Linked DNA regions of Homo sapiens: all the other regions are linked to region 2. The links are chromatin loops, found by intact Hi-C in ENCODE. Cell type or tissue: endothelial cell of umbilical vein. All regions are shown on one strand.

Evidence for each region. Peaks named below come from ENCODE experiments on the same cell type or tissue, not always from the same donor. Only the 100,000 strongest peaks of a DNase experiment are listed, where the experiment ranks them.
Region 1: a loop joins it to region 2, with 5 times the contacts of the local background. A loop is called at or near these places in 2 of 110 quality-filtered maps.
Region 3: it touches region 2 in a loop (4-fold over the local background); 2 of 110 quality-filtered maps call a loop at or near these places.

The regions. Positions count from the first base shown.
Region 1 is chr18:48,485,087-48,493,086 of GRCh38, forward strand. No RefSeq gene overlaps it. Among named protein-coding and RNA genes, the nearest start is that of CTIF, 50 kb to the right of the region's middle. In endothelial cell of umbilical vein, no CTCF peak of the experiment used is centred here; a DNase peak (open chromatin) is centred at 3,585; H3K27ac peaks cover 942 bases.
Region 2 is chr18:48,560,110-48,568,109 of GRCh38, forward strand. All of the region lies in intron 1 of CTIF (cap binding complex dependent translation initiation factor), which reads left to right. Among named protein-coding and RNA genes, the nearest start is that of CTIF, 25 kb to the left of the region's middle. In endothelial cell of umbilical vein, no CTCF peak of the experiment used is centred here; DNase peaks (open chromatin) are centred at 3,152 and 5,222; H3K27ac peaks cover 3,123 bases.
Region 3 is chr18:48,472,969-48,480,968 of GRCh38, forward strand. It overlaps the pseudogene RNA5SP456 and the pseudogene POLR3GP2. Among named protein-coding and RNA genes, the nearest start is that of CTIF, 62 kb to the right of the region's middle. In endothelial cell of umbilical vein, a CTCF peak has its summit at 3,101 (motif pointing right); a DNase peak (open chromatin) is centred at 3,153.

The DNA of each region.
Region 1 (8,000 bases), 75 kb before region 2:
GTCTTTAGATTGAAAAAAATGATACCCAAGGAGCTACACCAAAAAACAAAACCCCAAACCCCCACACATTTAAGGAGCTTCAGTCACACTTGGATTTGATTTAATGAAGATATAGAGCAAGTGCTGAAATGGAAGAAGACTTTTGGTGATTATGGGAGGGTAAGTGTATTACGCATATGGAAGTTCATAAATTGTCAGAGCCAAAGGTCAGACTTCCGTGGTGGCCTCAAACAATTCTGGACTCCCTGTACTACAGTAGTATGTCTTACATTAAGAAGTAGAGATCAGGCGTGGTGGCTCACACCTGTAATCCCAGCACTTTGGGAAGCCGAGGTGGGTGGATCACAGTGTCAAGAGATCGAGACCATCCTGGATGACATGGTGAAACCCCATTTCTACTAAAAATACAAAAATTAGCTGGGTGTGGTGGCATGTGCCTGTAGTCCCAGCTACTTGGGAGGCTGAGGCAGGAGAAACACTTGAACCTGGGAAGTGGAGGTTGCAGTGAGCTGAGACTGCGCCACTGCACTCCAGCCTGGAGACAGAGCAAGAGTCTGTCTAAAAAAAGAAGAAGAAGAAGAAGAAGAGTCTTGCTCCTCTCCATATGAATATGGGCCATCTTCCTTGACACTTGAATGCAGCAGAAGTAATGTGCTCGAGCTTCTGAGCTAAGTCATGAGGCCTTGCTGCTTCTTCCTTGGACTCTTAGAATCCTTGCTTTTGGGACACTTTCCCTAGGAAGCCCATTACCATGCTGTGAGAAGTCCAAGCCACATGGACAGCCACACGCAGGCTTTCCAGTCAACAGCTCCATCTCCCAGCCAACGGCATCATCTGCCATGTAAGTGAGCCATTTCAGGTGTCAGCTCATTCAAGCCTTCAGATGACTCTACGACCAGCTGCCATTTGACTGAAAATACGTACGAGATCCTAAGTAAGAATCACCCAGCTGAGCCCAACCAGCCAACAAAATCATAAGTGATAATACTGTCTGTTTTAAGTCACTAAGTCTGGGAGTGGTGTGTTATACCAGTAGACAAGACAACTTCTCAGGTATGAGTCCTGGACCAGAGATCCAGATAATGGGTGTTACCAGCTTTGAGACATCAAAGGAATGCATCAGGGTACCATGGGCTAAAGAGGGTTGACAGGGGCCTCTCACAATAGATATTCAGTAAATATTTGTTGAATGAACAAGCAAATGAATGAATGAAAGTGGGGATGGCAAGAACAGATTTCTCATCCTTCCTAGCCTCAGGAAGGCCTGGCTCTCTTCAGCTACCAGCACACTGTTGTTTCCAAAGCTGTGTCCCCAGCCAGCCCTGGCCATGATGGAGGGGTGTGTCTGGGGACCTTCCTTAGCCTCTCACCCTGGGAAACTAAAAGGGCTTCCTTCTCAGGGTTCAGGCAGCTTCCCTTCTCATCCTGCTCTTCCTCTAATCCATAGCTCTCCAATACTTTTTAGTTCACAAGAGTTTTCCTTTCCAAGACAACCACATGTTTCTACCCTATTATAATGGCCACTTCTAGAAGCCAGCCCCAAAGAGGCTGACTGTCTCCATTTTTTTAATCTCTAGCAGCTCTCCACACCCCTACAATGACTCCAGGAACCCCATAATAATGGTCATGAGAGTACAAGTCTGTTTTCTACTGTGCCAGGATCCACAAAAAGGAAGCTCAGAGCAGGAAAAGCTTTTGCTCTTCTCTGAGTCTTGAAGTCTGGATTTATTCCTTCCTCAATCACTTATTGTAAAACTTTAAGCAAATACTTAGATTTACAGCCTTATTGTCCCCCACATCACAAGGTTATTATGAGGAGTAAGTGGGAGGGTGTTTATGTAACCTAGCACAGATCTGGGACCCGTGAGACATTCTGTAAATATCCATTTGACCATTAATTTTTTTCCACCATTGCAGGAGATAAGGTTGCAACATTCCTACCCAAGGAGCTCTGACTTTGGAGTTTCTCTCTAGTTTATAAGTACCACACCAAACAGTCTCCTAAAAGAGTACTAAAACGGTGTCTTTTCTTACATTCTAAGACATCATTAGTAAGGGAATGATTTAAACGGGGTTTCCACTCTCCTTGTTGTCTCTCCTTGTCTCTCTCTTCTTTTAGGAAAACTGTGCCCCAGCTAAATCAGAGAACACAGAGGGGATTCTTCCCTGTCACCCTAAAGTCTTCCCCTCTGAGTTTTTCTGGCCTCTCTCCCCTGAGAAGTAGGCAGCTATCTTTCATGCCTCTATCCCTTGGGGTTCCTCAAAAGAACTGAGCATCAGCCTGGTAGAAGGGAGAGAATACTGGAAAAAGATGCAGGAGTTTTGGTGTCCAGTTCCAGCTCTTTAACTCACTTTTTAAATAACCAAAGTTGTCTGAATATGTGATGAGCAGGTAGTAAGATATCTGCCACTGGAGGTTTTCAAGCACGATTGAGAAAACTACGTGGCCAGGACACTGTGAAAAGGACTCAAGCATTGGATGAATTATTATTATTATTATTATTATTTTTTTTTTTTGAGATGGAGTCTCGCTCTTGTTGCCCAAATCTGGAGTGCAATGGCGCCATCTTGGCTCACTGCAACTTCTGCCTCCCAGGTTCAAGCGATTTTCCTACCTCAGCCTCCCAAGTAGCTGGGATTACAAGCACCTACCATCATGACTGGCCAATGTTTGTATTTTTAATAGAGAAGGGGTTTCACCATGTTGACCAGGCTGGTCTCGAACTCCTAATCTCAGGTAATCTGCCTGCCTCGGCCTCCCAAAATGCTGGGATTATAAGCATGAGCCATCATGCTCAGCCGAGCATTGGATGAATTATTGAATGACATGACTTCCTCCCAAGAATTTTAAGTGTCTTTCTAACTCTTGAGATTAAATGAATTTATATTGTGACTGAAATTAATTAAAACTGAGCACTAGTTTCCTCATCTGTAAGACAAGAGGGTTGAACTAAATGTTAGCTAAGGCCTCTTACATCACCATCACCCACCACCTCCTCCACAACAATTCAGCTTACCCAGGTTGGCCTACCCTGCTTGACTCTATTCTACTCTAACCAGGTTGCTCCCCTGGGTCAGGGAAAACATTTCCCCAGATAGGACCAAGGCAAGAACGCAGGGGTACTGGGGGCATGTGGTCACCGAGAAGCCAGCCAGTTTGTATTGCCCGTGTCCTGTGAAATCAAAGACTTAGATCTATGACAAAGAACTACATACTGAGAAGGTTAAGAGGTACTCAATGAAGACATAAAAAGTCGACAGTCAGGAAGGAGCTGGGGACTTCAGCAGCAACTCAGAGTCCACTGCCAGGTCAGGACCACCTGTGCCGGCTGCTGCCTAATCTGATATATATACAACAGCACGGTCTACATTCATTGTCAGCCATCCTCACACAAACGTCATCCACAGGAGAGGGTCTTGGCCAGAGCAGAAATCAACAAGACTATGACTTGGAAATTCTAGGGGGAGGGGAGGCCTCTAGCCTCAGGAATTTTGTCACCCAGGTCAGGGTCTGTATAATAGCCTTCTTAAGAGACAAAAAGGGCACTCACAGAGATTTGGACCAGGGCTGGCCTCCATCCAGCTTTCTACATTATCTTGAGCTCACTTGGTGAGATAACATAGCTAGCAGCTTCTGCATTCCTTCCTGGAATGCCTGTGATGTTTGGAGCCCTGCCACATGGCTCAGGCATTAATCATCAACCAGTGGATAAATGTTGACTGAGCATACTCTGTTAGGTCCCTGGTGTGCCTAAGAAGAGGGGTACCCTTTCCCTTTGGAAGGTTGCAGAAGATATATACCCATTAAAAGACTATTTAAAATCTTGACTAGTTAGTGATAACTTCCTTAAGAGTATAGGTGCTAATGAATTTCAGAAGAGAATGATATCCCTTTGGGGTGGAATGGTTCAGGGAGACATCTTGAGAAATACAATATGGGCATTAAGGGGTCAGTGGGATTGTAAATGTCCTAGGGGAAGAGGTGTCAAGACTGGGAGGTCACTAAGGACCTGAATGAGCAAGCTGTGCTGGGGACAGAACTAAGACCTGCTGGCTGAAGAGGGTCCTGAGCAAGGGGGAAAAAGAGACAGAAACTTAACTAATAACTATTTATGCATGTTTACACTTTTCACCCCAAGCAGAGAGCTGGCTCCTGAAGGTCAGCTTTGTACCAGGAAGTACTCCTTTCTTGCACAGAATTTTGAAATTGCTAGTTATCTTTTTTTTCCCTTGCATTGTTCATCTTAATTCCATTGTTAAGATGTCTTAATTACCACAAATAATATCAGATATCTTTCTCAGACATCTCTTTCTTGGAGCCTTCCACTCCTGCTCTATTCTGACCCACTGAGTTCTGGGTGTGTTGCCTGAGGTTTGCTTTCTTGACTCTCCTAGGTTGGATATGCAACAATGCAATACACACTTTTCTCCAGGCAAGCTCCGTTGGACAACTTCCCCAGAAAAGAGGCTTGGCCAAAGCCAAAATCAGCCAGATTGTGACAAGGAAATTCCAGGAGAGGGCAGGAGGCTAACCTGGGGGATTTTATTGCCCAGGGAAGGATGATATGACACTAAGTGGTGAAATGGCACGGCTTCTCTCTCTGTTGGTTTATCCCTGATTTGGGTGGAGCCTGTCCTGGAATGGCCTTCTCAGAAAAGAAATGCTCACTTCCAGCATTACCTCTCACAAGCAGGCTTTGTCTGCTGCATGCTGCATATACCCTTATATGCATATACCCTTATAATGTTATACGCCTTTTTTCCATATGTTTCTAGATCAGTGGCTGTCTATCTCTACATTGGGCACTCAATAATAAAAGAAGGTATCTGATTGTGTGTCCTCACAGCCCCCAGGCTGAGAATTTCTGCCCAAGGCTCAGTGGTGATCTTTCCTCAGGAGACCTTCAGTTCAGTGAATAAATGAATGACATAATAAACTTTATCCTATGTACCAATAAATAGATACACCTGCTATGGACCCATAAAAATTAGAAATTAAAAATCTAAGAAATACATATTGTTTATTAAAACAAAAAATAAAAATAAATAAACTTTGTCCTGAGAGCACTGGAGAGCCATGATGGAAAGTTAAAGTACTTTAGACCTGGGCATGACACAAGCAAATTTTCAGTTTATAAAGATTACAGTGGCAGTCAAGTGGAGAATGGATTAGTTTGGAAGAGTGCTAGAGGGCAGGAGACAATTGGGAAAATATTGTGGGTCACCCAAGGAGACGTTAAGAAACCTAATGGAGGCACTGCCCCCTTTCGGTACTTAGCATATTCATTCATTCATTCAACAAATATTTATCAAGTCCCTAACATGGGTCGGGCAATATTGTAAGCATTAGGAATTATTACTGAGAACAAGAGGGGTATGTACCAGATTGTTTTGTTATTTAACTGTTCCAATTAACTTATACCTTGGCCAAATTAGAGTTTTCCTTTACAGTTTGCTCAATAAACAGGAATTGAATTGAATGGAAACAATACAACAATTCTGATAAAACCCAGAGCTTGAAAGATAGATGATTAAACCTTGGATGGAAGAGATGAGATGTTACAAGGACAACATGAAAAATTCCCATATCTGGGTTTCTAAATTACCCACAAGTGCCAGCATACCATGACTGGGGGAAACACTGTAACTTGGTCTGTGTGTTCTCTTTTGACAGTTCTCAGGCGCATACCCAGTCTGGCTGAGGCCTGAGTCAGTGGAATCTTCTGGTTCCCCACACTTTCAGACCATCACTCTGCACTCCCTGCTGAAGCTCCCATATGCATTTGGGTGGAGATTGAAACTAACACTTTCCAGAGAATGTGGAGGAGGGAAAAGGGGGAGAGAGGAAGGCTAGTTTAACAACAAAGTGGGAAAAAGGAGGGGAAAGCATTCTTATTATTGTTTCTAAAAACAGCTCCAGTCAAGACACTTCATTCAAAGTTGTTCAAATATGAAAATGGAATAGTAAGCTTGTGCTGTCACTGTTCCAAGAGCCTCCTGGAAGGCAGAACACATCACCCTGATTTGTATAGTAGCACACCCAGGATATGATCTCTTCCTAAGTGTGCACAAAAAAAAAAAAAAAAAAAAAAAAAAGCTATTCAGGACAGCAAGGCCTATCTTTGGTGTGTGGGCAAGTCAGTTTAGGGATTGGTGTTGATCTACAAGAGGGGACAAAAACGATCAATAAAATGAAAATGGCAGTACATTTCTCAACTGCTTTTCATCAATAAGCTCTGGCTCTTCACCTCCACTTCAGCGGAACATGGGAGCTAGTCTCAGCTTTCCACTGACAGGTTCTAGGACCTTGGACACTCAACCTGTCTGGGTCTTGATGCTTTAAAAACACATGATATTTTGATTCTCCACTTATCATCCATTCCTCCCCACCCCACCCTGACACATACACACATATGATTCATTCATTCACTCACTCAATTCAACAAAGATTTATTTAGTACCCACTATGTGCTAGGCACTGTTCTAGGCATTGGGGCTACATCAGAAACAAAATATCCCTCCTGGATATTCTGTTTATATTTTAGTTGAAGAAGACAAATAAATAGGAAATATAACAGGCAGTGATAAATAATATTGCAAAAAATTAAGTATACAATGAAAACCCAAAGTCTAAATACTACTATGGTAAGATAAATAGTGTGCAAGTGTGTGTGTGTGTTTGTGTGTATGCATAAGTGTGTGTGTGTAGACATAGAGCACGCAGAGGGAGAAACAGTGGGAGGGACGGGGAGCAGGGAACTGGGGGTGAGTGTACCACAAATGTATATGCGTGCAATTTTGGTGGTAAGAAAGTGGATGGGATTGTTCTGACTTTTGGAAGAACATGGAGTCCAAGACCTAGTTATCCTATGATTCATTATTCTGGCTTTGTCTGGACTGGGGTGGGAGAGAGTCTAGACAACATGCCCTGTGGGGCTCAGTAGCAGATGACCCAATTGTGGGAAGCAGAATGAGAAAGTGACTAGAGAATTACACCTGTCAGACCCCCTTCCCTCTCAGCTTTTGGTAAAAGCTGAAATGAGGAGGAAGTAGCACCTTCCTATGGCATTCCTTACTCTCCTGCTCTCAGGCTCAGCTCCTTTCTGACAGAACACTGATCTGGAAAGTCTGCAGGTCCAGTCATCACTGTTCTCCCCAAGAGGTGAGGGAGTGGGCTCTTCTCCTCACCCGGGCCCTAGCCTGGTCTCAGCTCACCTGGGCTCACCTAGGTTGTGCTGCACCTTCAGGTCCTATGGCCCCAGTACTGGAAGATGCAGCTTATGACAATTTCAGGATATCGTGGGCCCTCTGTGTATGGCAGCTATCATCAACAAGTCAGCCTTCTGACTTTCACTCTCCTCTCCTATAAAACAGGTGTAACAGCTGCAACTTTGTAAGATGGACCATGAGTATTGTTCGTGGTAATAATAATGAACTCCATAAAGGAAGACTTATTGTATGCCAGGCACTGTGCTAGTTACTTTGCATGTATAATCTCATTTATCTTAGCGAAATTCCATAAGTACTATTATTGTATCCATTTTATAGATGAGAAATCTGAACAGAGACAGTTTTTAAAAACTGTCCCAGGTCACACAGTTAGTAAGTTGTGGAGCTAGGACTCAAAATCAGATCTATCTTCAAAGCTAGTATGCTTAGTATTTATAAAGTACTTCAGTCATAATAGGAGTATCAGTTATCTAACTGCTAGGAAACAGATCATCCCAAAACTTAGTGGCTTAAGACAACCACCATTTATTTAGTCCACAATTCTGTAGGCTAACAACTTAAGCTAGGCTCAGTTGGGTGGCTCTTCCGGTCTTTGCTGGGGTCCTTCATGATTCTGTGGTCAGCGGCAGGTTGACGGTGGCTCTGCTTGTGTGAGTTAATGGGATGTGGTCTAGGGTGCCTCGCCTCTCCTCCACATGGTGTCTCTCATCCTCCAGCAGGCCAGCCCAGGCTTTTTCCCCATGGCAGTGACCTAGGCTTAGAACTGGCAC
Region 2 (8,000 bases):
CTCTGGAGTGTCACTTCCATATACTACTGGTCAAGCAGTCACAGAGTCCAGATTCAAGACGGTGGGGACACAGACCCTACTTCTTGTTAGGAGGAATTTCATAGAATTTGGAGGCTATTTTTTTTTTTTTTTTTTGAGACAGAGTCTCGCTCTGTTGCCCAGGCCGGAGTGAAGTGGTGTGATCTCGGCTCACTGCAAGCTCGCCTCCCAGGTTCACGCCATTCTCCTGCCTCAGCCTCTGGAGTAGCTGGGACTACAGGCACCCACCACCACACCCGGCTAATTTTTTGTATTTTTAGTAGAGATGGGGTTTCACTGTGTTAGGCAGGATGGTCTCGATCTCCTGACCTTGTGATCTGCCCACCTCGGCCTCCCAAAGTGCTGGGATTACAGGCGTGAGCCACCACGCCCGGCTTGGAGGCTGTTTTAACCATAACAACTGGTCTCACAAAAAGGAATATCCTTCCTTCTTTTTCTTTGAGACAGAATCTTGTTCTGATGCCCAGGCTGGAGTACAGTGGTGTGACCTCAGCTCACTGCAACCTCCGCCTCTTGGCCTCAAGCCATCCTCCCTCCTCAGCCTCCTGAGGAGCTGGGTCTTCAGGCTCACACCACTGTACCCCACAAAATTTGTTGTATTTTTTGTAGAGACAGGGTTCCACCACGTTGCCCAGGCTGGTCACGATCTCCTAGGCTCCAGTGATCCTCCCACCTTGGCCTCCCAAAGTGCTGGGATTCTAGGGATGAACCACTGCCCGGCCTATCCTTCCTTATTACAGACCTTCCCTGAGGTTTAGATTCATCTTCTACTTGCAGTCTTTTGTGGAGGAGTGAAAAAGAAATGTTTGGCTGGGTGCAGTGGCTCACGCCTGTAATCCTAGCACTTTGGGAAGCTAAGGCAGGCAGATCACTTGAGGTCAGGAGTTCGAGACCAGCCTGGCCAACATGGCCAAACCCCATCTCTACTAAAAATACAAAAATTAGCCGGGTGTGGTAGCACATGCTAGTAATCCCAGCTACATGGGAGGCTGAGGCAGGAAATCACTTGAACCTGGCGTGTGGAGGTTGCAGTGAGCCAAGATTGTGCCACTGCATTTCAGCTTGGGCGACAGTGAGACTCTGTCTCAAAAAAAAAAAAAAAAAAAAGGAGTGTTTATAAAAACTTGCTTGTATCATTTGAGCTCAGTTATAGTTAGTAAATGTTTTGCTTGAAGCCCCTTTTATATGCTAATTCTTTAAAAGTGGCTAATAATTTAAAAGTGGCTCCCCCTTGTCCTGGGCATATAGTGGAGCTTTATTTCTTCAGCCATTCCCAGAAATTGCTGAGACTGGGAAGTGCAGGCTCTTGGCTTTGCAGCAACGGAGTCTTTCGCAGCAAGACCATCCACAGTTAAGACCCTTCTCAGAGAAACTCCACTGTGGCAAGACCCTGTGCTGGCTGCTGGGGGCTGCAGAGATGGATCAGGGGACACTCCATCCCTGTGCCCCACTTTCAGGAAGCCCAAAGTATCACTGATGGAAAGCAATGGCCTCAGTGTCACTTTTTCTCAGGGTGTCCTTGTCCCCTGGCAGAACACAGTGGAAGTGTGTCTATATTCTGAATGAACTGTTGACTACTTCTCTTTTCCTTCCTGGGGCACTTGATTTTAGAAAGTGCCCTGGTCTAGGAGGACCAAGACCTGGCTTCCAGCTGTGTCAGATAATTACCCCCACTCTATTTTTCTCATCGGTAAAATAGGGAATTTGGTCTAGGCTGGGGGTTGGCAAACTACAACTTGCAGACTAACTCCAGCCCAATGCCTGTTTTTCTAAATGAAAGTTTTACTGGAACACAGTCATGCCTGTTTCTTCACGTACATCTACGGTTGCTTTTGGCTGGTTACAAAAAAAAGAACATATGGCTCACAAGGCCTAACATATTTACTGTCTGGCCATTTACAGAAAACACTTGCTCACCCCTGATCTAAAACAATGGTTTTCAACTTCATTTTAGCCATACTGTTTTTTTTCTGGAAACAACTCTTCTTTATTTTTAACAATAAAAGCAATTCTCACAGCACTTGGCATGTGCCTGGCACTGTACCAAGTGCTTTAAAACTGTTAACTTACTGCTTAATCCTTATGAAAACATTATGAGATGAGCAGTAGTATCATCACCCACATTTTAGAGAGGAGAAAACTGAGGCAGAGTTAACAGAGAGGTTAAGTAACTTGCCTCAGGTCACACAGCTACTAAGTGGCAAAGGCAAAATTTGAATTCAGGAGTCCTGCTCTAGAGTTTGCCTTCTTATCCACTGGGCCATGCTGCCTCTCACTGGTGGCCTTATATAAAAACTGGGTGGAGCAGGCCCCACTAACTAGAACTGATGTGGCATGGTCAGCATCTCCCCCTTGCCTGTTGACTCTTCTTTCTGCAGCCCCCCGGGATCTCAGGGCCATCTCTGGCAACCTCTGGAGGCTATAACATCTGGCAAATTAGGCTTCTAAGCTTGGAGAGGGGACATCAGTTTGTTTTGGTTGCTACAAGAGGAATTGATCCTGGTTGTTGGGAACTTATGCAGGCCAAGAACTGTAGAAAGCACTGTTCTCTGGGACTGAGGACTCCAGACAAATAGACTCATTTTTATCGAGCATGATCATAATTATGCCTGATAAAAATGAGTGCTAGAGACTTAGGTCCACATTTCAAAACCGTAACTGAAAGGAAGACATATTTCAATAGTTGCCATGCCCCACACAAATATGAAAACCAGTAATCTATTGGAACCAGTTCCCTGGGCCAGAGTGATTTGCCTTAGACTCTTGTCATAAAAATCAGCAAAGGAGACTGCACACTGAAATGACACTTCACACTGAAAAGATATTGACGCTGAAAGGAGATTCACGCTGAATGTCACCTTCCCTGCTTCCTCCTGCAAATGACCCCACATAGCCTGGGGGGCATTTAGGAGCTTTAGCATAGCACCCGCCTCTTGGGCAGGTGGGAGCCTGGGGCTGCAGACCGGCCCTTTCTTAGGATGCTCCCTGTTTGCAGATTAGTGACTTGATTGGCCCCTCCTCCACCCCCACCATTCCCATAAGGGACTGGTTAGTCTGCAGGGATGACACCCAGCCTCCTCCACCCTTGGGGATGTAAACTGTACTAGGAGCAGGAAAGGCTGGGGTGACTCACTTTCCTGCCAGTGAAAAGCTGACCTCAATCTTGGTAGTGGTTTGAAGGTGACTTTTGTATTCATCTCTCTGGGATCTTGGGAGACAGTTTCAACTATGGTATCTACTCAGTTTCCCTATGGGACCCCACTCTGGCCTGCAGCTCCTCTGCCCTGTACAGAAGGGTCTCCTGTTCTAAGGTTTTTTTTGTTTTGTTTTGTTTTGTTTTTTGGACAGATTCTTACTCTGTCACCCAGGCTGGAGTGCAGTGGCGCGATCTTGACTCACTGCAACCTCCACCTCCTGGGTTCAAGCAATTCTCCTGCCTCAGTCTCCTGAATAGCTGGGATTATAGGTGCACACCACCACACCTGGCTAATTTTTGTATTTTCAGTAGAGACAGGGTTTGGCCATGTTGGCCAGGCTGGTCTTGAACTCCTAACTTCAGGTGATCTGCCTGCCTCAGCCTTCCAAAGTGCTGGGATTACAGGCGTGAGCCACCGTGCCTGGCCCTGTTCTAAGGTTTTTGCTGTCTCTGTTTTCTCCTTGGTTGGCCTGTGCCTGACACAGTAAGATTTGGGACCCCTGAGATTGAGTGGGGTGGGGTCTTCCCAGGTGCTTCCCTCTTGCTTGTGGTCTCTGGCCCTGTTCCCCGCCCCAGCCATCAGCACCAGTCCCCTACCCCCTCAAAAGGCTCAAAGACTTCCTGAGAACCCGGAATCTCAGTTTCATCTCTGCTGGAGATTTTTGATCTGGGGGAAAGGCTGCTCTCTATATGGCTGCTTTCAGACCACACTTGGCTCTCCCTTGGTTTAGCCAAATTGGGGTTTTCCTCATTTTCAGGAGCCAGCTTTTCTGAAGTGTTCCTTCCTGGCAGCTGCATTCCCCATGGTCCTGTCTATCTTAGGGGCAAGGACTTAGGCATCGGGTGTCCTAGAGGCTAGAAGATTGTTCTACAGAGAAAAGTGGTTTTGTGGCCGTAGGTGGTACCCAGACGTGTTGCCTGCCACCTGGGTGCAAGCAGGACCGGACCTCTGTGGGTGGTGGAGGGAGCTTCCCATGTGTGGATGGAGGCCTTGCTGGGGAAGGGTAGATGAGTACAGCTCCGTGTCACAGCCCGGGGACAGCCCCACCTGCTGCAGGCGGCCTTCGCTAGGCCTCTGTGAAGGTCCCCAAAGCCTGGCTCTCCTGTGGCTTATCCTGGGAGAATATTTGCCCTCTTTCATCTAATAGTTAACTATTGACAGAACATTAGGTACTTGAATAAAATGAAGCTGTTTAGTTTGGGGAGATATTTTGGAAAACAGAAGCTTAGTTCTCATTGAGGTTACCTTCTTGGTGTAGGTGGTTGTGTAGGTTTTTGTTTTGTTTTGTTTTGAGACAGGGTCTTGTTCTGTCACCCAGGCAGGAGTGCAGTGGTGCGAACACAGCTTACTGCAGCCTCGACTTCCTGGGGTCAAGTAATACTTCCACCTCAGCCTCCCGAGGAGCTGGGACCACAGGCGCACACCACCATACCCAGCTAATTTTATTTTTTTGTAGAGATGGGGGGTCTCACCTTGTTCCCTAGGCTGGTCTTGAACCCCTGGGCCCCAGCAATCCTCCTGCCTCAGCCTCCCAAAGTGGTGGGATTACAGATGTGAGCCACCAAGCCTGGTCGGCTTGTTTTAAACAACTTAATGTTATTGAAAATATGATGCCACCCTGATATTGAGATAAATTTTAAGGGAAGAATCACCTCTTTCTCATTACTTGAATACTGTGTTAATTTTTGCATATTAAGTCAATTTCCTCCTTTAATGGCAATTGGTTGATCCATGGTCATGTTAAATAATTTTGCATATTTAATTAACTCGGGTCTTGATTTGTCTCCGGTCCTGTTTATTACTGATGTCACCGTCTGTGTGTGTCTTGTGATGTGGAGACTTTGCAAGCTGTTTTCCACGGAGTCCAAGCCCCACAGCCCTGCTGTGGCACTGCCTTCATCAGTGACGCGTTCTTGGCGGAGAGGATCTAGTTGTAGTTTGTGCTTCCTGGCTGTCAAGGGCCTTGCCTTCCCTTCTACAGGAAACAGCTGAGAAATCGCTGGTGTGCTGTAGCCTTAAATAACAGCACCTGCCACTCAGTTGTGTTGTCTTTCATGAGTTTTCCAAGTGCTCTCCTGCCTTGGGGCATGTGGGAAGGAAGGTATTATCATTTCCGTTTTACAAAGATCCCCCGAGAGACTGCAAGTCTCTTGGATTTTGCTGCTGACACCAGGACAGGAGGTCACATCCTCTGACCCTCCATCTTATGTTCTTTCCAGCAGCCCCAGAACCAGCCATGGAAACCAGGGGCAGGGCCTCTGTGCTTTAGTTCCCTGATCTGTAAAATAAGGGATCATAATAGTACCTATTTTGTAGGGTCACTATGAAGTTTAGATGAGCTGCCACATGCCTGGGACAGTGCCTGGCACACAACCATGCAAGCTCTCAGGAGGGTAGTGCCCCGTACCTCCAATCTTGTTATGTGGGGGACAGACAGATCATCTGGCTTGGGCGCCCCACCCTGCCATGCAGATAAATCCATGCCCAGATAACGGTCATGTGGGATGGGAAGGTGGGGCTCTAGCGTGTGCCTTCTTGCTGTCCTGTGCTAGGCATCTTGGGGTCCGGCCTCCTGAACTTGTGCCCTTTCCTTTGCCAGAGTGAGTTGCCCAAGAGGCTGAGGGTGGGCATGAGGCTGCTTACAAAGCTGAGCTGATGATAGTTTGCAGGGCACAGCACCCTTCACTCAGGGATGCTGGCATACTCTGTGGGCTTCTTAACAGGCAACAAGTTCTGCCAGCCCATTGTACAGTCCCCGGCTGGCTGCAGTGTCTGGGCATTCTGCTTCTCAGCCTTGCCCCACTCACTACTTTCTCAGTGAGTGTCAGTGAGTAAACACGCACGCAAAAGAATAAAACCATCAACAAGAGAAAGTGTGGTGTGTAAGGGAAAGGGAGTCATTCATTCATTCATTCATTCAGCCAGTGTTGACTACAGTGTGCCAAGTCCTGTTCTAGCTGCTGGGGTGCAGTGGCGATCAGGGCAGGCCCTGCCCTCATGGAGCTTACAGACAAGACCATGACACAGGTGCATGCTATGAAAATGAGTGAGTGGGACATACTGGGCCTCCCCAAAGTTGGTGGGGAAGAGAGAGAAGGTAAAACCCAAAATAGGTTCTGTGACTGGCCAGCACCTCAGGGGAGGCCTTTCGAGGGGCAAGGGTGGAGATTTTCATGGCTAAGTCCTGTTGTCTAGGGGGGATTGCCCTTACAGGGGGTCTGCATGACATTAGTCATGAATCCAAGGTCCTGTGGTGGCATCAGGGCTGGCACCAACCACAGCTTGCTGCCGATGTCCCTCCCATGCTCTGGGTACCTGTCATATTTGACACCTCTGTTGCAGAGGTGACAGCTAGAAAAGCATCCATTGCCTTTGGGGTGGGGGTTCCCATTTGTTGTCTCATGGGAAGGAAGGGATGCTTTGGAAAGGCTGTGGAAACCCCTTTGGGCTCTGGGTGGATAACATGAGTGGGGCCATTGGAAGGGGTAAAGAATGCTGAGTCATGTCTAAATGACAGCACTTCCTGGGCACTCCTACATGACTTGCAATACCCCACAGGCAGGGCCCTTCATCTCAGCCTGTCTAACAGACTGTGGATTTGGATTTTCATTCAACCATTAAATTTTTAAAAAATTCTGTGAAGCTAATAGTCAAAGGGTTAGTAGTCTCATTTATTCACCAGATATTTTTCAGCAACAACTTATGTACCTGGCTTTTTTCTAGGAGTTGGGGATATAGCAGGTGAACAGAAGAGACAATAAATCTTGCCCTCATAGTCTAGCCTTATGATAGCAGAAGTCTTTCTTTAAAGAAAGATCCCTGGAATCTTTAAATATTAACTCCTGGAGTTCACGTAGGCATCGTGACAGAGGCACAGGGACAGTGGGGTTAGCTGGGATGTCCAGGGACAGAAGGAAACAGAAGCAGTGTCACTGGTGACCAGTCAGATGGGTGGACGTCCAGCACCCTCATGATGTGGCAGAAGTCAGGGAAGAACGATATTCTGTTTAAAAAGTTGAGCTTATAAATAGCCATATTGGAACATGTTTATTATGTTGAGGAGGTAACTTATACTTGACTGGTCTTCTAATAGAGCAGCAAATGTCATTGAGTATTTTCTTTGTGCCTGGGTACATGGTGCCCATGGAAAGATGTGTTCTTTGCCCCAGGGACGACGATAGTTGAGTAATTAGCAAATAAAACAAGGGCAAGTCTATTGAGAGCCACTTTCTATGGCAGGGCCTGAGATCACTATGGAAATAACTCAGTAAGAGCAGTCAGAGAAGGCTTCCTGGAGGAGGTGTCTCCATGCTAGTCAGAAAGAAGTGGGGAACGTGTTCTCAGGGAGTTAGTAACAGGGGAGCATGGCTTGTGCTCATGGGACAGAGTGACTGCTCTGTCACAGTGGGGTTGGCAATGAGGGGCTAGAGGTTAGAGGGCAGGGGACAGTGGAGACCAGTGGGGGGCTTGACACACTCTGCAGCTGTGAGCCATTGAAGGTTTTGCAGCAGAGCAGTACCCTGGTGCTGGTTGTACTTAGGGTGTCAGCGAGGTGGAGCGAGCTGGGAGGGCAGGTATAGCAAGTGATGCTGGAGAGAACAGCTGAATGTGGCTCTAGAGAAACAGGCTCCTGCCTGGCAAGTCACAGGGTTGTGAATAAATCACTCATGCTTTCTGAGCCTCAGTTCACCTCATCTACAAAATGAAAATAAGATTTCAAATCCTATTTCATAGATTCTTTGTGAGTCTTAACTTTAAGAATAT
Region 3 (8,000 bases), 87 kb before region 2:
ACTGTCGGTAGAAATACAGCTGCTAAAGGTAATACTGGTGAGGTTTCAGCTGAAAATGAGAAAGAGTTTATTGGAAATTGGAGGAAAGGTGATTCTTGTTACAAAGTGGCAAAGAACCTGGCTGAATTTTGTTCTAGTGTTTTGTTGAAGGTAGAACTTACAAGCAATGAAACTGGATGTTTAGCTGAGGGCATTGCTAAGCAAAATGTTAAAGGAGTCGTTTGGTTTCTCTTTATTGCTTATAGTAAAATGAGAGAGAAGAGAGAAATTGAAAAAAATTGTTAATCAAAAAGGACCCAGAGCTTGGGCCCGGCGCAGTGGCTCATGCCTGTAATCCCAGCACTTTGGGAGACCGAGGCAGGCGGATCACGAGGTCAGGAGATTGAGACCATTCTGGTTAACACGGTGAAACCCTGTCTTTACTAAAAATACAAAAAAAAAAAAAAATTAGCCAGGCGTGGTGGCAGGCGCCTGTAGTCCCAGCTACTTGAGAGGCTGAGGCAGGAGAATGGTGTGAACCCAGGAGGCGGAGCTTGCAGTGAGCCAAGATTGCACCACTGCACTCCAGCCTGGGTGACAGAGCAAGACTCTGTCTCAAAAGACTGAAAAAAAAAAAAAAAAAAAAAGGGACCCAGAGCTTGAAGATTTGGAAAATTCTCAGCCTATGCATATTGGAAAAACAAAAAATGAAGAAGCATTTTCACCTCTAAAGAGCACACTAAGGTTGTGGCTGGCCAAACATTTGATAAAGAGATCATGGGTGCAACACATGGATTTCGCTAGCCAGCTCATAAGAGCCAGGGATAGAAGTTAGGCACTGCCAGTTTGAACTAAAGGGGACAGAGAAAGTGAGACAGGTTGAAAAAAGGCTGTTGGATATTGCGATTCTACAGAGCAGGATGGTAGAACTATTCAGTTGAGAAATATGCTTTGTCCTTCAAGAAAAGGCAACAATGACCCTGAAGGCAATTCAGAGATCATCAGGGCTCCTATCACAGAACCAAGGGGTAAGGTTGGTTTCTTCTCAGTTTCAGTAGACCAGATGGCCACCACAGAGAGCTGTGCAGGTGAGGTTGCCACAGAGAGTGGTGAGGTGATGCTGCCACTCCAGTGGGCTGGGATGGGGGGTGGACAGAGCACTGAACCAAAGAGGATTATTCTCAACCCCTAAGATCTAATGGAATTTGCCTTGCTAGGTATTGAACTTGCTTGGGACCTGTCACCCCTTTCTTCTGATTTCTCCCTTCTGGAATGGGAATGTTCATCCTATGCCCTTTCCACCGTTATATTTTGGAAACACATAATAGTCGGGTTTCACAGGTTCATAGCTGGTGAGTAGTTTTGCTCACAATGAATTGTAGCTCGATTTTCATCCATACCTGATTTTGATGATATTTAGTTGAGATTTTGGTCTTTAGAACTAGAGTTGATGCTGGAATGAATTAAGACTTTTGGGACTGTTGGAATGGAATGAATGCATCTGCATGTAAGAAGGGCATGAACTTTGTGGGAGGCAGAAGTGGAATGAAATGAGCAGAATATCTGTATCCCCTCAAAATTAACATATTGAAACTCTACCCCAAATGTGATCGTATTTGGAGATGGGGTCTTTAGGAGATCATTAGCATTAGTTGGGGTCCTGAGGATGGGGCTCTCATGAGGAGACATCAAAGAGCTTGCTATCTCTCTTTCTCTCCCTGTACAAGCACAAGGAAGAGGTCACGTGAGCACCCAGAGAAACAGTAGCTACCTGCAAGACTAGAGAACAGTCTGCAGAATGAAACCTCCCTGGCTGGCACCTTGAGCTTGGACTTCCTGGCCTCTAGAACTTTGAGAAAATACATTTCTGTGGTTTAAGCCACCAAATCTATGGTATTTTGTTATGCAGCCCAAACAGACAAATACAGACACATACTCTATGACATATTTATAAAAAGGTTTAAAACATACAATTTTACCATATGTTGTTTAGGAACACACACATATGTAATAATAACATAAATACATCCATGGGAAGTATAAACACCAAATTTAGGAGAGTGGTTCTTTTTGCAGGGTAGGGGAAGGGGAAATGCAACTGAAGGAGGGCCAGGAAGCCTCAACTATATTTGCTATTTTATTTCCTAAGGTGAATGCTATGTCGTTTTCTAAATCTTTTTTATGTCACAAGAATATTTTTAAAAGAAAAGATTGGCTCCTCGTAACATCATCAAGGCACTGGATCAAATCTTACCAAGTTATATGAGCCAACACACCCCATAATTGTTTCAGCCAGTAGGAGTATAATTTGTTTGTTGTTGCAGTCAGAGGCTCATCAGAAATCTTGTCTTCTCCATGAGGCCTCACCTAACTACTGCAGATCTGGAATAGCCCTGTCTCTCACCTGCTATAAACTACGATGGCTTTCACTTGGTTCAATATTGTGTGGATTTATTCCCTATTTATTTCATGTGCGGTTATCCACCATAAAATCATAACAATAACAACAATAGCTACCATTTATTGGGTGCTTCCTGTGTGTCAACAACACAGTGCTTAACTTTGTCACATCCAAGTACTAACCAGGCCTGACCCTGTTTAGCTTCTGAGATCAGACAAGTTCGGGTGCATTCAAGGGGGTATGGGCATAGACTCAGCACTTCGCTTTCTACATCCATCATTTTAAACCATCCTCACTATTACTAACTCTGTTTTTGCACACAAGGAAACTGGAGCTCAGAGATGCTAAATGATTCATCCGAGGTCACACAGCAAAAAAAGTGCCAAGTCCAATCGTTTTCTGCCAACTCCTCAAAGCAGAAAACTGTCTGCTTTCCTACATCCCCCACCACGACCTGAGGCTAGGTCCACCCGTGTGAGCTGATACAGCAACAGACTCTTTGTCCCCAGAGGTTGTTCAGAACAGAGCCTTGGTGACAAGGACCAGCTGCAGGGTGGATGAGCAGGGCTTCCCATTGGTGAAGGCTGCCCTGGCATGGCTCGAGAGAGCCTGTTGGCCTCATTGTGCACTCATGGGCCACAGTGGTTCCATCCTCCGGGTCTCCACCTGATCCCAGACACAGGCACTCAGACTTGCTGGAGCACTTGCTATCAGCTCCCACTAGGTGTCTCTGTTACTTTATTTTTTGTGTGCCAGAAGGCAAACCAAGGCCACTTACTTAAAACTATTCAAATCCAGATAAACGGGCTGCCTGGAACTCTGTGGTGGCCTCAGAGAAACCAGACTTCTACAGTCAGAACCTGTGGGCTTGAGAAGGAGAAGATAAAATAGCTTACATTTACTGAAGGCCTTTTGCACATCAGCCAGTTTACATACTTTAATATTAACAATAGTTAACACTAAGTAATGTTTTGTATGCACAAGGCACTCTCATGTGCTTTTTGCAAATATTAATGCACTCATACCTCATAACAACCCATAAGTACAGAGGTACGAAGGGTTAAGTAACTTGCTTAAGGTCACACAGCTAGTACACAGCATGGTCATTTGGATCATTCAGGTCTCATAACTACCCTGCAAAATACATGTTGTCATCCCTATTTTACATATGTGGAAACCAGGCTCAGAAAAAGTAAGAGGCACAATGTTATACAGCTAGACAGTGGCTGAAGCAGAATTCAAACTTAGGTCTATTTGACTCAGGTCAAAATATGAGTTGGCCCCATTCCCTGAGAAGGAATGAAGACCAGATCATAGGTAGGATCCTGTGTCCTTGACCCCATGTGGGTCACACACACGGCTCTGCAGACTCCACAAAGGACTGTGCAGACCCACTTCTCTGTAGACAGGGCTGAGATGTTCTGAATTCTACCAGGAATTGCTTTGAAAGTAAGGGAGGGGCGACAAAATATCATCTTTGCATGTAAAACCCCTCTACGGATGTATAGAGAGAAGCAACTCCCCACTCCAATTCAGGAGGATGAGGGAGAATTGACTTAGAGGGGGTAGGTTTTGGTTAAAGCCAGCAGAGGTTGCCATAGGTGGGATCTGAGGGTATCTGTGGAAGGCCTCAAAATTGCTCCCTTTAGACTGGTTGGCTTCACTGCTGAATTCTACGAATTTTAAAGAACTAATACTATTTTTTTCTGCAACTATTCCAGAAAATTGAAGGCAAAGGAATTCTTCCAAACTCATTCTACAAGACCAGCATTACCCTGATGCCAAAAGCAGACCAGGACACAACTAAAAAAGAAAACTATAGGCCAAAATTCCTGATGAACATAGTTGCAAAATTTCTCAGCAAAATACTAGCAAACTGAATCTAACAGCATATCAAAAAGATTACATACCATGATCAAGTTGCAAGGATATTTCAACATATGAAGATCACTAAATGTGATACATCATCAGAATGAAGGACAAAACCATACGATCATTCTAATAGATGGAGAAAAATGCTTGATAAAATACAACATTAATTCATGATAAAAACTCTCAACAAACTAGGTATAAAATGAACATACCTCAAAACAATAAAGGTCATATATGACAAACCCACAGCTAACATATTAGTACTAATTTTATACCGAATGGGGAAATGTTGAAAGCCTTTCCTCTAAGATCTGGAACAAGATAAGGATGCTCACTTTCACCACTGTTATTCAACATAGTACTTCAAGTCCTAGCCAGACCAATTAAGCAAGAGAAGGAAATAAAAGGCATCCAAATTGGAAAGGAGGAATTCAAACTGTCCCCGTTTACAGGCAATATGATTTAGAAAAACCTAAAAACTCCACCAAAAAACTGTTAGAACTAATAAACAAATTCAATAAAGTTGCAGGATACAAACTCAACATACAAAAAGCAGCAGCATTTCTATTTGCCCATAATGAACAATCTGAAAAAGAAACCAAGAAAGCAATCCCATTTACAATAGCTAGGAAAAAAAATACCCAGAAGTAAATTTAACCAGAGGTGAAAAATCTCCATAATGAAAACTATAAGATACTGATGAAAGAAAATTGAAGAGCATACAAAAAATGAAAAGATATTACATGTTCATAGATTAGAAGAATTAATATTGTTAAAATGTCCATACTGCCAAAAGTGATATACAGATTCAATGCAATCCCTATCAAAATACCAATAACATTCTTCCCAGAAACAGAAAGAACAACCCTAAAATTTATATAGAACCACAGAAGACCCTGAATAGTCAAAGCAATCCTGAGCCAAAAGAACAAAGCTGGGGATATCACACTACCTGACTTCAAAATATACTACAAAGCTATGGTAACCAAAACAGCATGGTGCTGGCTTAAATACAGACACATAGACCAATGGAAAAGAATAAATTAAGAACCCAGAAATAACTCTTTGGCCCTGAGGTCCTACAAGAGGCCAGAGGAGTACAGGTACTCAGGGAGGCTGTGCAGCCCCAGGCCTGTATCAATCACCACGTCCTGCTTGGAGCCATGCACCAGCCAAATGTTGGCATGGTTGCCCGACTCATAGAAGTGTTCTTGAATTCAAAAGATACTACCACCTGGAGACTTGTGGGTGTACCACTTGAGCGCCAACATGCTGGGCATGGGTGCAGCCAGGCAGATGCCTTTCAGAATTTGCCCACTCGTCTAGTATAACTAGATCTGATGGCTGGGAATAAAGGAAGAGGAGGATGTGCTGCTCATACCTTTAATACTGAGGCTGTTGGATTTAGCAAAGGTGAAAAGTTACCTTATGTAGTGTTGAAACCACCCCCACTATTTCCTGATGCAGATTATAAATCAGTGCCACTGAAAACAGAAGATGAAGAATACATGCTGGCTTTGAAACAGGAGTTGAGAGAAACAATGAAAAGAATGCCTTATTTTATTGAAACACCTGAAGAAAGACAAGATATTGAAAGGTATAGTAAAAGATACATGAAGGTATATAAAGAAGAATGGATACCAGATTGGAGAAGACTTCCAAGAGAGATAACGCCAAGAAATAAATGTAAAAACACAGGCCCAAAACCCGAAAAGGCAAAAGACGCAGGCAAAGTCACCTCACTAATACTTCAGATGTGTTGAAAAAAATTGAGGAATTGGGAAAGAAAGGTGATGGTGAAAATTCAGAAGAGGAAAATGAAAAGGAAGAAGGAAGCAAAGAGGAAAGTAAAGAAGGTGATGATGACGATGACGATGATGCTGCAGAACAGGAGGGATATAATGAAGAAGAGCAAGAAGAGGAAAATGACTACATTAATTCATAATTCGAAGATGGAAATGATTTTGGCCCAGACAGTGATGACAACATGGATGAAGCAACCTATTAGGCATGAAATTTTTCAAAAAGTATTTTTATGATGCAGCTTCTGAACATTTGGACAGATTTGTTTTGTATTTTTTTCTGATAAGGAATAAGTATTTTTGTTTTTTTTTTTTGGACAAATATTTGTTACCAAAATATTCAAAACCACTTTGAGTTTACACACTAATTACCTTACAAATTAGTCCCTGACACTCTGACCTTCCTTCTAAACACCTCTGCCATCTCTCTTATGTACTCTTGTGGGTTTTTTTGTATTATTTGAATAGGAATGTGCCTAAAGAATTTTTGCTCTCTTAATCTATGTATACATACTTGAAGAAATCATGCTTGCTTAACTGCTGATTTTTTGTAAAACTATTACCAGTCATAGTGGATTTCTGTAACCTGAAAGTTGATATAATACAGCACATGGAGCACTTTAAAAACAAACTTGAAAATAATTTTATTTTTTACTTTTACATGGTATGTTCTAGACTACTGCATTATGACTACATAAACCAACCTGGGCTTTTATAAGTACAGAATTGTGAAATAGAGGTTTTGTGATGGAAAACATAGACACAGGGAAAAATACCAAACTGAGCAATATAAATTTCACGGCTCACATCTTAGCCAGTACAAAGAAATTTTCACATGGGGTGAATATTATAAATACTGGAACTGGGGACTAACTTAATACTGTATGATGTATGAATTAATTATTCCACTGTAATAACTGTGACATCTTCAAATAGTTGGGCTTATGAAAAATTTGACTAAGACATTTTAATTTTAAACTTTATGTAAATGTGAAATAAGTTCTGGTCATATAAATATCACTGTAGAATGCATGTGTGTGAACTCTATGAAGTGTGGTGGCCTTTTATGTTTCAGAGTACTCAAGCTGTACAATTGATTTATATAAACATGCAAGATGAACTCAGGTCATTTTGAAATTAAGATTAATTTTTTTGTTGTTTAAAGCTAGCTCCCCTAACTTTATATATTTTTTGGGAAAAAAAAATACCTAAAAACCTCAACCTAAAAAGACTCACAAATGCCAAACATTTTCAAGGAAATTTATATTATATATTTCAAAAATGATTTATCAATGTTATCTACCAAAATAAATACTTTTATTTTTCCCCTTTGGGAAGATATCATTATCCTCTAATGTGAGAATCAGATCCCTAGATTCTATTTCTACCTGTACTATTAAACTCAACCTTGAGCCTGGAAAAAAAAAAGAACCCAGAAATAAATTAATGTATTTACAGCTAATGGATTTTTGACAAAGACACCAAAAACATACATTGGGGAAAAGACAGTCTCTACAATACATGTTGCTAAGAAAGTTAGATATTTGTATGCAGGAGAATGAAACTAGAACCCTATCTCTCACTGTATACAAACATCAACTGAAAATGGATTAAAGACTTAAATCTGAAGACATGAAACTACGAAACTACTAGAAAGAAACGTGGGGAAATGCTTCCTGACGTTAGTCTGGCCAAAAATTTTTTTTAACAAGATCTCAAAAACACAAGCAACAAAAGCAAAATAGATAAATGGGATTCTATCAAACTAAAAAGCTTCTGCACAGCAAAGGAAACAATCAATAGAGTAAAGTGACAACCTGTAGAAGAGTAGAAAATATTTGAAACTGTGCATCCAACAAGGGATTAATAAGCAGGACACATGGAACTCAAACAACTCAACAGCAAAAAAGCAAATAACCAGATTTTAAAATGAGCACCTGAGCTGG